Regions from separate parts of the Homo sapiens genome. Here all the other regions are linked to region 3. Evidence: chromatin contacts called from ENCODE Hi-C or POLR2A ChIA-PET data. All regions are on one chromosome and are shown on one strand. Each heading gives the region's core, a stretch centred on a gene start or an enhancer-like site at or near the end of the contact. The rest is flanking DNA. Distances are from core to core; before and after follow the strand shown.

The links. A loop is a pair of places that touch in the nucleus more often than their neighbours do. ChIA-PET counts read pairs that join two places held with the same protein, here RNA polymerase II (POLR2A). Pooled maps may share reads with other maps.
Region 1: a map of CD8-positive, alpha-beta T cell shows a loop between it and region 3 (1.8-fold over the local background). The contact joins two enhancer-like sites. A Hi-C loop is called at or near these places in 1 of 168 maps with a recorded cell type or tissue (CD8-positive, alpha-beta T cell), 3 of 37 single-sample maps with no recorded cell type and 8 of 50 pooled maps. POLR2A ChIA-PET finds 5 or more read pairs at or near these places in 2 of 52 experiments (activated CD8-positive, alpha-beta memory T cell and activated T-cell).
Region 2: a map of vagina shows a loop between it and region 3 (6-fold over the local background). The contact joins two enhancer-like sites. A Hi-C loop is called at or near these places in 1 of 168 maps with a recorded cell type or tissue (vagina) and 6 of 50 pooled maps. POLR2A ChIA-PET finds 5 or more read pairs at or near these places in 2 of 52 experiments (activated CD8-positive, alpha-beta memory T cell and activated T-cell).
Region 4: a loop to region 3 is called in a pooled map, with 3 times the contacts of the local background. The contact joins two enhancer-like sites. A Hi-C loop is called at or near these places in 6 of 50 pooled maps. POLR2A ChIA-PET finds 5 or more read pairs at or near these places in 2 of 52 experiments (BJ and GM10248).

Annotation. Positions count from the first base shown.
Region 1 is chr12:92,033,743-92,036,485 of GRCh38, reverse strand. All of the region lies in intron 1 of LINC01619 (long intergenic non-protein coding RNA 1619), which reads left to right. Among named protein-coding and RNA genes, the nearest start is that of LINC01619, 110 kb to the left of the region's middle. RefSeq lists enhancers at 1,186-1,495, 1,219-1,513. Within about 2 kb of position 1,470, at least 27 of the 41 ENCODE cell types and tissues checked have a DNase peak (open chromatin) inside an H3K27ac peak, as active enhancers do; they include CD8-positive, alpha-beta T cell, where a contact is called at or near this core.
Region 2 is chr12:92,054,761-92,057,482 of GRCh38, reverse strand. The region is part of intron 1 of LINC01619 (long intergenic non-protein coding RNA 1619); the gene reads left to right. Among named protein-coding and RNA genes, the nearest start is that of LINC01619, 87 kb to the left of the region's middle. Within about 2 kb of position 1,427, at least 3 of the 41 ENCODE cell types and tissues checked have a DNase peak (open chromatin) inside an H3K27ac peak, as active enhancers do.
Region 3 is chr12:92,592,681-92,595,380 of GRCh38, reverse strand. The region is part of intron 1 of LOC105369905 (a long non-coding RNA gene); the gene reads right to left. Among named protein-coding and RNA genes, the nearest start is that of PLEKHG7, 110 kb to the left of the region's middle. RefSeq lists enhancers at 1,583-1,682, 922-2,121. Within about 2 kb of position 1,425, at least 14 of the 41 ENCODE cell types and tissues checked have a DNase peak (open chromatin) inside an H3K27ac peak, as active enhancers do; they include CD8-positive, alpha-beta T cell, where a contact is called at or near this core.
Region 4 is chr12:92,076,859-92,079,558 of GRCh38, reverse strand. The region is part of intron 1 of LINC01619 (long intergenic non-protein coding RNA 1619); the gene reads left to right. Among named protein-coding and RNA genes, the nearest start is that of LINC01619, 65 kb to the left of the region's middle. RefSeq lists enhancers at 1,032-1,326, 675-1,874. Within about 2 kb of position 1,303, at least 9 of the 41 ENCODE cell types and tissues checked have a DNase peak (open chromatin) inside an H3K27ac peak, as active enhancers do.

The sequences.
Region 1 (2,743 bases), core at 221-2,720, 560 kb after region 3:
TGCCACTGCTGCACTGTTTCATTTTTTCTAACAGAACCTTGTCCTTATAGGTCAGGCAGGGTGACCATCATCTGCAAGCACTTTGTCCTCTCTGACTTCAAAACAACCAATTTATGATGACACGGACAAGTCAGGAGACTCAGAGCTAAAACGAACAGGATTTTGTAGATCTAATGAAGACTCTGTCAGGCCTCATTTTGATCTGGTTAATGAGGATCTGATTGAATTTGCCATCGTGAGGTCTTCTGGGCCAGTAAACGATTTCCCTTATTTTTCTGCACAGAAACAAGGATGAGGGCGAGTTGTCAGTGTAAGCATTTGTATGTCATAAGTTGTCAGACATCATGCATTTGGTGGATGATTTGCTAGGTCATCTCAGAGAGATCATTTAATCTTCTTGTGTTTTAGTTGTTTACATCTGTGAAAGCATAATTACACATATGGGGCTTCCAAGGAAAGTTTTATTAGTGAAAATATGTAAGGTGTATTAATTTGAGGGGCTTTTGCAAAAGAGCTTTGCATCACTTTTTGCTAGACAAAGTGTCATCTTGAGGCGGTATAGAAATTCGATGGCAAGATAGTCTGAGAAAAAGTGCTTGCCAAGGAAATATCAGATCTGAAGGAAGGGAGGGGTCATTCCTGGTATTCCATGCATTTGGAGGTGACTTCTGACAGGGCTTGTTGGTACAGTATTTTCTCTGAGAGAAAAACTGAAATCATAAGAACACCATTTGGGAGCCCAAATTCAATGTATCCACAATTAAAAAAGACAAATTCTTATATGCTCAGCTTCAGATTATGAATTACCAATAACATCTTGATGGTTTTGTTCTTTTGCTTTGAGGGGACTTTGGTGCTGAAAACACTCAAAACTCTGCTTTTCACAGGCAGCACGTAAACAACAGCAAACCTGGAAGATGTTAGTCCTTCAAGATGTGCAGGTTAGCACACTCTGGTTTCATTGTACTCTCTTATGATCCAGTAGCCTCAGATCCCCCAGACCAGGTATACTTTTATAAATACATACAGAACCAATCAATATTTATTTTTGGGTCACTAAAACTATTCTAGCAAATTCCTTAATAAGGTCTCTAGATGAAAATACATCTGAAACCAAAGAATAGTTTTGCTTTCACAACTTCCAGTTCCGATATTTTAAAACACTGATTTAAACCTTTTCATATGTAACAAGTGAGACTCGGGGGGGAACCCTGTATTTCACCTTGCTGCTTACCCACTCTCTTTCTCCTCCTTCCTCCACCCCCTTGAAACTGCAAGCATGAATTCTGTTGCTTTCATCTGTGTGAATTTCCCGTTGGCAGTGCCCCAACTCTCGGAATCATTCTGTTTCCCCCAAGGGAATCAGCAGATGTTCCTTGTGTGATTGATGTACCGTGTGCTGTTCGGCTTTGCCTGGGCTTGTCCACGTGTCCTCCAAAAATGTAAACAGAGGCGCTGCAACTGTGCCTCAAAGTGGCAGGCAGGGCGGCAAGTCGGTAACAAAACCAAACAAATGCAGGAAATGTTGCTCCTTCCTGCAGTATGTGCAGGAGGGTGGCTCTCTCATGATACAGTTCTAGCTGTAGTATCTGAACAAGGTGGGTTCTATGGTGTAAAAAGTCACTTGTTAAGTGCTGTGACAATTTGTCAATCTGTGTTACTTCACACTGAAAAAATTCCCAGCAATGTCATTTCTGCCAGTATCACGGGAAATAGTTATGTAGTTAAAGTTTTAAAAGCTAAGTTCACTGCATATTGTTTATAATAGTTCAAAAGTGGGATGGAATTAAATGTGTAACAAGAATTTGGTTAAAAAAATCATGATATGTGTCTGTTTATATCTCTTCCAGATATATCTATTTTTACCATTTAAAATGAGGGTGTAAAACAGTGGCCTTAAAAATTTTTGATTGTGGGCACCCTTGGGGAGCTCAATAAAAGCTGTGAACCATCTCCCTAGAAAAATCTCCATATGCTCAACATTTTCATGTAATATAAAGAGATTTAAACAGGAACCTGTCTATCACTCAAAGGTTAAGAACTCCTAGTATTAAGAATTTAGTAGAAATAATATTTAATAATTTAGATATATGGAGTAGTGGAACAAGCAAGTTATAAAAGTATGATTCAGCCAGGTGCAATGGTTCATACCTGTAATCCCAGCACTTTGGTTGGCCAAGGCGAGAGGATCACTTGAGCCCAGGAGTTTGATAACAGCCTGGGCAGACTCTGTCTCTACTAAAAAAAAAGAACTAGGTGTGGTGGCAGCATGCACCTGTAGTCCCACATACTCTGGAGGCTGAAGTGGGAGGATTGCTTGAGCCCAGAAGTTCAAGGCTGCAGGAAGCCACTGCACTCCAGTCTGAGAAACAGAGCCAGCCCCGTGCCTCAAAAAAAATAAATAAATAAAAATAAAAAAAAGACTATGATCACATTTTTGTAAAAATAACCCCACCATATATAGTTAAAAAAAAGGGGTGGGGGCTTTGAAAAGCTGAACATTTAGATGCTAATGATGGCTTCTCTGGGGATGATAAGTTTTCTCTGCAAGTCTTCTTTTCTCTTTCCCTTCCTCCCTCCCTCCTTTCTTCTTCTCTTTCTTCATTCATGTCTCCCTCTCTCCCTTCTTCTCCTTGTTTTCCCTTATTTGTATCTTCTAACTTTTCTACAATTAAACAAAAACTACCTTTATGAAAAGAAATATGTCATGTAAGTTTGTTTTAATTAAACAAAAATGCTGTAA
Region 2 (2,722 bases), core at 178-2,677, 540 kb after region 3:
AATAGCATTGAATCTATAAATTACTTCAGGTAATATGGCCAGCCACCCCATGTAAAAGTGGGCAAAGGATATTAACAGACACTTCTCATAAGAAGACATTTACACGGCCAACAAACATATGAGAAAAAGCTCGACATCACTGATCATTTTGAAATCCAAATCAAAACCACAATGAGACACCATCTGATTGCAAGTTAGAATGGTGATTTTTAAGAAGTCAGGAAACAATAGATGTTGGCAAGGCTGTGGAGAAATAGGAACACTTTACACTGTTTGTGGGAATGTAAATTAATTCAACCATTGTGGAAGACAGTATGGCGATTTCTCAAGGATCTAGAACCAGAAATACCATTTGACCCAGCAATCCCATTACTGGGTTTATACCCAAAAGAATATAAATCATTCTACTGTAAAGACACATGCACACATATGTTTATTGCAGCACTATTTAAAATAGCAAAGACATGGAACCCACCAAAATGCCCATCAATGACAGACTGGATAAAGAAAATGTGGTTCATGTACACCATGGAATACTATGCAGCCATAAAAAGGAATGAGATCATGTTCTTTGCAGGACATGGATGAAGCTGGAAGCCGTCAACCTCAGCAAACCAACACAGGAACAGAAAACCAAATACTGCATGTTCTCACTCATAAGTGGGAGCTGAATGATGAGAACACATGGACACAGAGAAAGGAACAACACACACCAGGGTCTGTTGAGGGATGAAGGATGAGGGGCGGGAACTTAGAGGACGGGTCAATAGGTGCAGCAAACCACTATGGCACATGTATACCTGTGTAACAAACTTGCAAGTTCTGCACATGTATCCCTTTTTTTTTTAAGAAATAAACAACAACAAAAAAAACTAGTTCAGAAAAAAAAAAGTTCATCCTCTGTCATTATTTCTAAATTGCTCCTGTGAGGATTGGAGTTGACCCTGGAAGGGCAGAGACAGGGAAAGTAGAGGTCATAAGACATAAACAGCTTCACATGTGGCCTGTCCCGGAAGCATCTCTGTGTGTATGTTCCTGGGCTAGATTTTTGCTTGGAGCTTATTTGGCTATTTCGGGGTAAGATGAAATGTTTATTTATTTAATCATTCCTTAAATATCCAAACTTCTTTCCCAATATTAGTATCTTCTAAGAAAGGAGAATATTAAAAATTTTTATACAGATGGATTTATTTTTCTAAGACCTCTCATCAGAATTACTGAGTTAGACTCTCTGGGTCTAGATTTTTTGATGTTTTATTTTGTTTTTGGTCTATCATATTCAAAACTTCCACGAACAGGGTCATTATTCTTTCTTTCAGTTAAGATATTTTCTGTAGAAGGCTTCAGTCTAAATGTAAACATGTTACCTGGAAGTGGTGGCAGAGTGAGTCACCGCCTCTGTCAATATTCTGGTGTAGGCAGGTATCAGATCATGTCTTGTGAGAAAGAAACCCATAATAGGCGTAGAATGATGTAAAGATACGTTTAGGAGAACTCCACCCATTTTACCCTACACTTGGTGAAGAGACAGAATCTAGGTGGGTCCTTCAGTGGGACTTCATTACTTCAGTACTCTGGGTACTGAGAAAATGGGGATTGGATTTTGGAAATAAATAAATACTAAATAAGTTGAGTAGGAGGGGATGCTGATGGTGAATTTCTTTTATTAAAATAGGTTGATGGCAAGGTCATTACAATGTTTTAAAGGGATTTAATACTAAAAATTAAAGTTTTATCTTTAACTTATTAGATGCACTTTTTAAAAGAAATGAAAATCATAGCCTTTAATATGCTTTTGCCACTGAAAGGATAATAGCAAACTTCGCATGCTTTCTCATCAGCTTGATCTTCCTTTTTGCAAATAAGCATATATTCACTGTTGGCTATAACATACTTTTTAGTTAAAACAGTTAATGCTGAGGCTTTTGTTATTTTCTTTCTTGTATTTAGAATCTTTAAACTGACGGTTCTTTCCTTTCTGCTTTATGTTCATATCTCTGTAATAGCACTTACCACATCTTTTTGCAATTTATCTGCTGTGCATTTGCTTCAAAATATGGTGAGGAATTTCTCAGGAACAGAAACTGGGTACCATTTATTTTTGTATACCCACTGAATGGAGTGAAGAAAGCATTCAACAAATGGATCACTTGACCAAATGAATGCATTTATTTTCCAGTATAAGCCACGCCTTGCTTTGATAGGGTCTTGTTGGCCACAAACTTATTAGAAACACAGATCAAAATATTTCCTGTCTGTATATGAAGGTAATGCCATTGATCTGCTGTTAGTATGGAATGACAACACAGAGTGGGGTGACTTACCAGAAACAGTCATGGATTAGTAGAGATTAAGCTACACATCTAATCCAGGTTTCTTATAGTCACATGCATTTCTGACCATATATTTTACTATTTTAGGACTGGATCTTTAATTTTTCATTTCCTTATTTATTTTGAATATAAAGACAAAACACGTTTAATGTAGAAAGATAGAAAATAAAGACATCTATCAGTCAGAGTTCTTTGGCTATAAGTAACAGAAACCAATTAAGAGCTAATTTAGTCAAAAAAGAAAATTCATGTATTTACTTTTTAGATAAATGGTCTTGCTCTGTCACCCAGTGCAGTGGCACAGTCACAGCTCCCTATAACCTTTAACTCCTGGTCACAAGCTATCCTCCCATCTCTGCCTCATGAATAGCTAGGACTGACTACAGGTG
Region 3 (2,700 bases), core at 176-2,675:
TACTAGAGGGTGGAGGGTAGGAGGGTGAGAATCAAAAAACTACCTATTGGGTAGTATGGTAATTACCTGGGTGATGAAATAATATGTACACCAAACTCCCTTGACATGCAGTGTATTTATAGAGCAAACCTGCACATGTAACCCTGAAACTAAAAGTTAAAAAATAAATTAAAAAAAAAAGTGGCTGGGCGTGGTGGCTCACGCCTGTAATCCCAGCATTTTGGGAGGCCGAGGCAGGCAGATCACGAGGTCAGGAGATAGAGACCATCCTGGCCAATATGGTGAAACCCTGTCTCTACTAAAAATACAAAAACTTAGCTAGGCATGGTGGTGTCCACCTGTAGTCCCAGCTACTCAGGAGGCTGAGGAGGAGAATTGCTTGAACCCGGGAGGCGGAGGTTGCAGTGAGCCGAGATTGTGCCACTGCACTCCAGCCTGAGCAAAAAGAGTGAAACTCCATCTCAAAAAAACAAAAACAAAACAAAACAGGAACAACAACAAACAAACAAAAAAACAAAAGAAAAAAAAATTATCCACACACGCAAAAAGAGTTTGGGTTCTGGAGCTGGACTACCTGGGTCTCAATCCCTGTCCTGCCTGTTACTGGCTGTGTGGTCCTCATTGAATCAGTTAACCCCACTGTACCTCAGTTTCCTCATCTGTAAAGTAGGTTAGTATGAGTAAACAGCTCAGAGTTTTGTTCTGAAGATTAAATGAATACATTCTAGTGCAGCTGCTAGAATAGACTGGTATACAGTAAGCATTTAATAAATGTTACCTATTATTATCCTTTATAGATTAAAGGCATCCTGTAAACTCTAGTTGAACATCTAACTTCTAATTGCTTAAGTGGATTCCAGCAGCTGTCTTATATGCTCAGGAAGCTTTAAAACATCACAATTCACTGGTAGCCTCTTCTGGGCAGGTATTATTGCTATTGAAGGTCAGAATTAGTGGGAGGTCTATTTTCTGCAACTTTATTCATGCAGCATGCATTCTTGGATGTTACTAACGTGGCACACCCTGGGCCAGGTGAACTAGGGGTTGGGGGAAGAGTAGGGTGAGGATGCAAAGATGAACATGGTATCAGTTCTTCAAGGGCTTGGGGGTGTGAGGTGGAGTAGGGTAGGGATGCAAAGAAGCGTAAAATAGCTTTTGCCTTCAAAGAGTTCACTGTCCTGAGAGAGGGATGATCAGTAAACAAATAGTGACAAAGCAGGGAGACATGTACAAAGTGCTAAGGGAGCACAGAAGAGGAAGTGACTGAGACAGACTGAGGAGACCAAGAAAGGCTTCGCACAGGAAATGACATATAAACTGGGTCACACAGGATGAGTAACTGTCTGGTAGAAGAGAGGGGGTGAGTTTCTAGGCAGGGGCACTACATGCGCAAAGGCACAGAGGCATGACACATGAAAGCCACAATATTTGGCAGGGTGAGCAGTTCAGAAGGATGTTTACAAAATGCCCTGGTTCAAGGACGTGTCATTGCCCAAGCTCCTTACTGTAGCTGGTGGAGCCTGGCAGGGGGCGGTCCCTGCCCACCGTCCCGAGCCCATCTCTTACTTCCCAACCCTGGCCACACTTGTTCCTTTTTGTGCCTGGATCACCACAGCAGAGTTCTACTTCAGGGCTGCTGCACATTCTGCTTCTTATTTGTAGAATATTCTTCCCAACCTATTTTCATGGCCAATCCCTTCTCTATCCTCAGGTCTTACCTCCTCAGGAAGATCATCCATGGCCACTTTCCCTGATGCAAGTCCCCTGTTATTCCCCATCACAGCATCTATCACTAGGAATGTATTGTGACCTGTAATTATTTTACCTCTCACCATGTTTTTTACCTGCTTCTCTGGAAGGTAGCATGAGACATCAGGGTCAGGACACCAACTGTCTTGTTCCTGGTGTATCTCTAGTATCCTAGTCAGTTCCTGACACAGCACTCAATCGAAGTTGTTGAATGAAGAAATAAAAGTATCAGTGAATGAATGAATGAATGAGAAATTTGGAAAGAGATTGGTTTGAATATCTTCCGTTGGTTTCTCCAGGTCCACTACCCTTCTCTATTCAATTCTGTGTCATGGAAAGCTGCTTGTGTGGGCCACCTCAATATCTTCCCTCTGTGTTGGATTCAGTAAATAGGGCGCAGGTAAGGGTGAGAGGAGAGGGGTCAGGGTGGCCTTGAGCTGGCTGCATTCCTTCCCTGAAGGTCTCAGCAAGGGCCCTCTCCACACAGCCTCTCTCTTTCCTCCTTTCCACCACTTTAGGCCTGCGGTCGGGGGGCAGGCACCTCCTCCCATCTTTCCACATTACTATCCCTCGTAGTTTCTCTAGAGTCCACCTACATCTTTGTAGTCCTTCTATTAATCTCTCTTCAAACTACCTATGCCAGTCTGTTTCTTACCAGGGCTGGGGCCAGGTTAGAAAGTACCTTATGTGCCTGTAAGTAGCTCACACCATATTCATTTGACAACAGAGAACTGTTAAAGGTAGATCCTTCTGCAGGTGCTATGGACTGAATATTCACATGTTGAAATCCTAACCCCCAATGTGATGATATTGGGAGGTAGGGCCTCTGAGAGGTATTTAGGTCATAAGAGTGGAGCCCCTATGAATGGAATTGGTGTTCTTATAAAAGGGACCCCAGAAAGCTAGCTAGCTCTTTTTCCACCTGCTGAGGACACAGCAAGAAGACAGCCA
Region 4 (2,700 bases), core at 54-2,553, 520 kb after region 3:
TTTCTCAGATAGTTTGCTTTATAAACATAGGCTGACAGTTGGTACTTTGCTCCTTTTTTTAATATTCAGATGAAGGTACTGAAGCAGAGATTCCAAAGCCTGTTTTCTGATCGCAACAGAATCTAAAGACCTTAGAGGAGGCAAGAGTAACTCATTTGATCAGAGAGGAAGAGGAGAGAGGAGACAGAGAGAGAGAGAGAGAGAGAGAATGAGAGACAGACAGACTGAGTAGAATGAGAATATTAGGTGCCTGACTAGGAAACTGCAGAACAAGGTGATTACTCCTTCATCCTCCCCCTCCCCTCATGGAGTTGCCAAAGAGACTTGAAGTTATATTGTCCTGGTGATGGAACACTGTGGTTATGGTTACTGTGTAACTTTTGAAAATAATTTTTGGAATCATTGGTTTGCCAAGTAAAGTCCATTCATGTGCTATTATGTCATTATACCAGGAGAAGAATGGCATATTAGAAATAAAAACTGGAAAGAAAACTTGAAGTTAATGTCTAGTTTCTGCCCACGTGATGTGACTGGACCTTCTGTATAATGATGGCCATGCTTACAGCAGTCTGAGCAGACCAAGGTCAGAATAGCAACCTGCTCCCTGCTATCACTTCTATTACAGTCACCTCATTTCAGCCCTTGGACACAAAGCAAACTTTATTTGGAATTTTCCTGGCTGGTGAGACATCCACTCAAGGATTTTTTTTAGGTCATCTATTTCTTGTTTCTCCAATATGGATTCAGGAAAAAAATGGATCTAATTATGAACCTTTTGATCAATCAATTAGATGTTTCCTTGGTCTTTGAGCAGAAACTTAACATGGAATTCCTGAAGGTCAAATACATAACTCTGAATAAAATATTGAAGCGGGTTTCAAGTTTCATAACTACTGAATTTTGAGATAAGTGTTTCCATATGTTTCTACTGATGAATCAACCTATAGTCACTTCATAGTTTCACTCAAAAACATTTTTTTCCTTTCCCAGTTTTGTTTTTCTATTACATTTGTGTTTCTCTTCATCCCACATGAAATCTTCTATTCCCAAGAGAGCTCCTGAATGAGAAAGAAGAGAGGACAAAACAATGAAGTGTGAGCACGGAGTCAGTTGGGCAAAGTCCCAAGATATCTTCACAAGAAGGAATAACAAGGGTGGAGTGCACAGTAGGAGCAAAAAGTTGCTGAGTCACATAGAGACTAATGTTCCCACACTAGGATAGGAAGATCTTGGTACACAGACAACAGTTTGTCTGCAAGTCTTTTCCAGGGTTACTGGGCTGCCTAAACCAAACCACCCCTTCAGGCTTACAATAGTATGATGTTCAGCGACTCATCTCTTAAGACTCTTCCTTTTGACTCTTGTCATGCCTTCCCCATAAAGATCATTTCATGAATGGTTTGTCTGTGGTTCAGAGAGAGACATGTAAAAAGCTTAAATAGTATAAGGTAGGGTCTAGGATTAGTGAATTAATTCAACACATATTTATTGAACATATATTATGCATCAGTCATGTTTTTCTCTAGGAATTAGAAATAGAGTTATGGGTCACTGCTCCATTGAGCTTCCGTTCTAGCGATAACTGGGGAGTGGTGAAGAAGTCAGACATTCAGCAGATAAGTCAATGAACAAACATGATTATTTCTGAAGGTAACGTTTACCAAGGAAATAGGCCTGGGGGTTACCACTGAAAGTGATGAAGGGAAGGTGGAAGTGAAGTGTTCCAGGCAGAGGGAGCATCATATGCAAAAATAGCATGTGCAGATGAGAGTGGCTTCCATCCTTTTTTTGTCAGCTTCAAAGGCTTCTAGGAGCCATGGCAGAAGCTGTGATATGCCCAGAGGGCCCTGCAGTCTGTTGATGTTTCAAATCTAGGGAAACACAAGGGCCCTAGGCAGCATAGCCCTGACCTAAGAAAAAGAGGGTGATTAAACACCTCATGTCTTCTTTTGTCATTTTTGCTATTTTACCTCCCCTCTCAGTCTCTACCCACTTCTAGAACAATCTCATCTTTAGGGGTAGCTGCAAACAAGTCCCCATGGAAATGCTGAATAAAAGTATTTGAGGAACTTCTGTAAATAACTTTGAGAAATGATACCATAATTTCACTGGGCTTTGAAAAAAGTGCTACACTGTGGAATAATGAGTTTTATTGTAGTACATTAAGTCACTGATTCTCAACTGGGAGTGATTTTGCTCCTCTGTCTCCTTCCCCCAAGAAGACATTGGTAATGTCTGAAGACACCTATGATTGTCACAACTTGGGATATGAGACATCTAGTGAGTAGAGACCAGAGAGACACCATTAACCATGTGATAGCACACAGAACAGTCTCCCTACAACAAATAATTATCTAGGCCTGCATAAAATGTTGAATCAAAGCTCTTGTAGTTCTTCTTACCAGCATAGATTTAATCTTTCACATCAGTGTCCGGTGTTGTCAGAGTACAGAATGGGTTCCGTTTCTGGAGATTGTTAGTCTTCTGGATCCATTATTGGGGCTCAAATCCTGGCTCCTGACTTATCAGAGGTGTGACTAAATGTCTGTGTGTGAGGCCTTGAGCAAGTTGGTTAGCATTCTGTGTCTCCATTTCCTTATCTGTAAAATGAAGATAATAATAGTCCCTACCTCCCAAAGTTATTTTGAGGAAACTGTGAAGTGATGTATTTGATTATTAACAGGGTCTAGCATACCACGA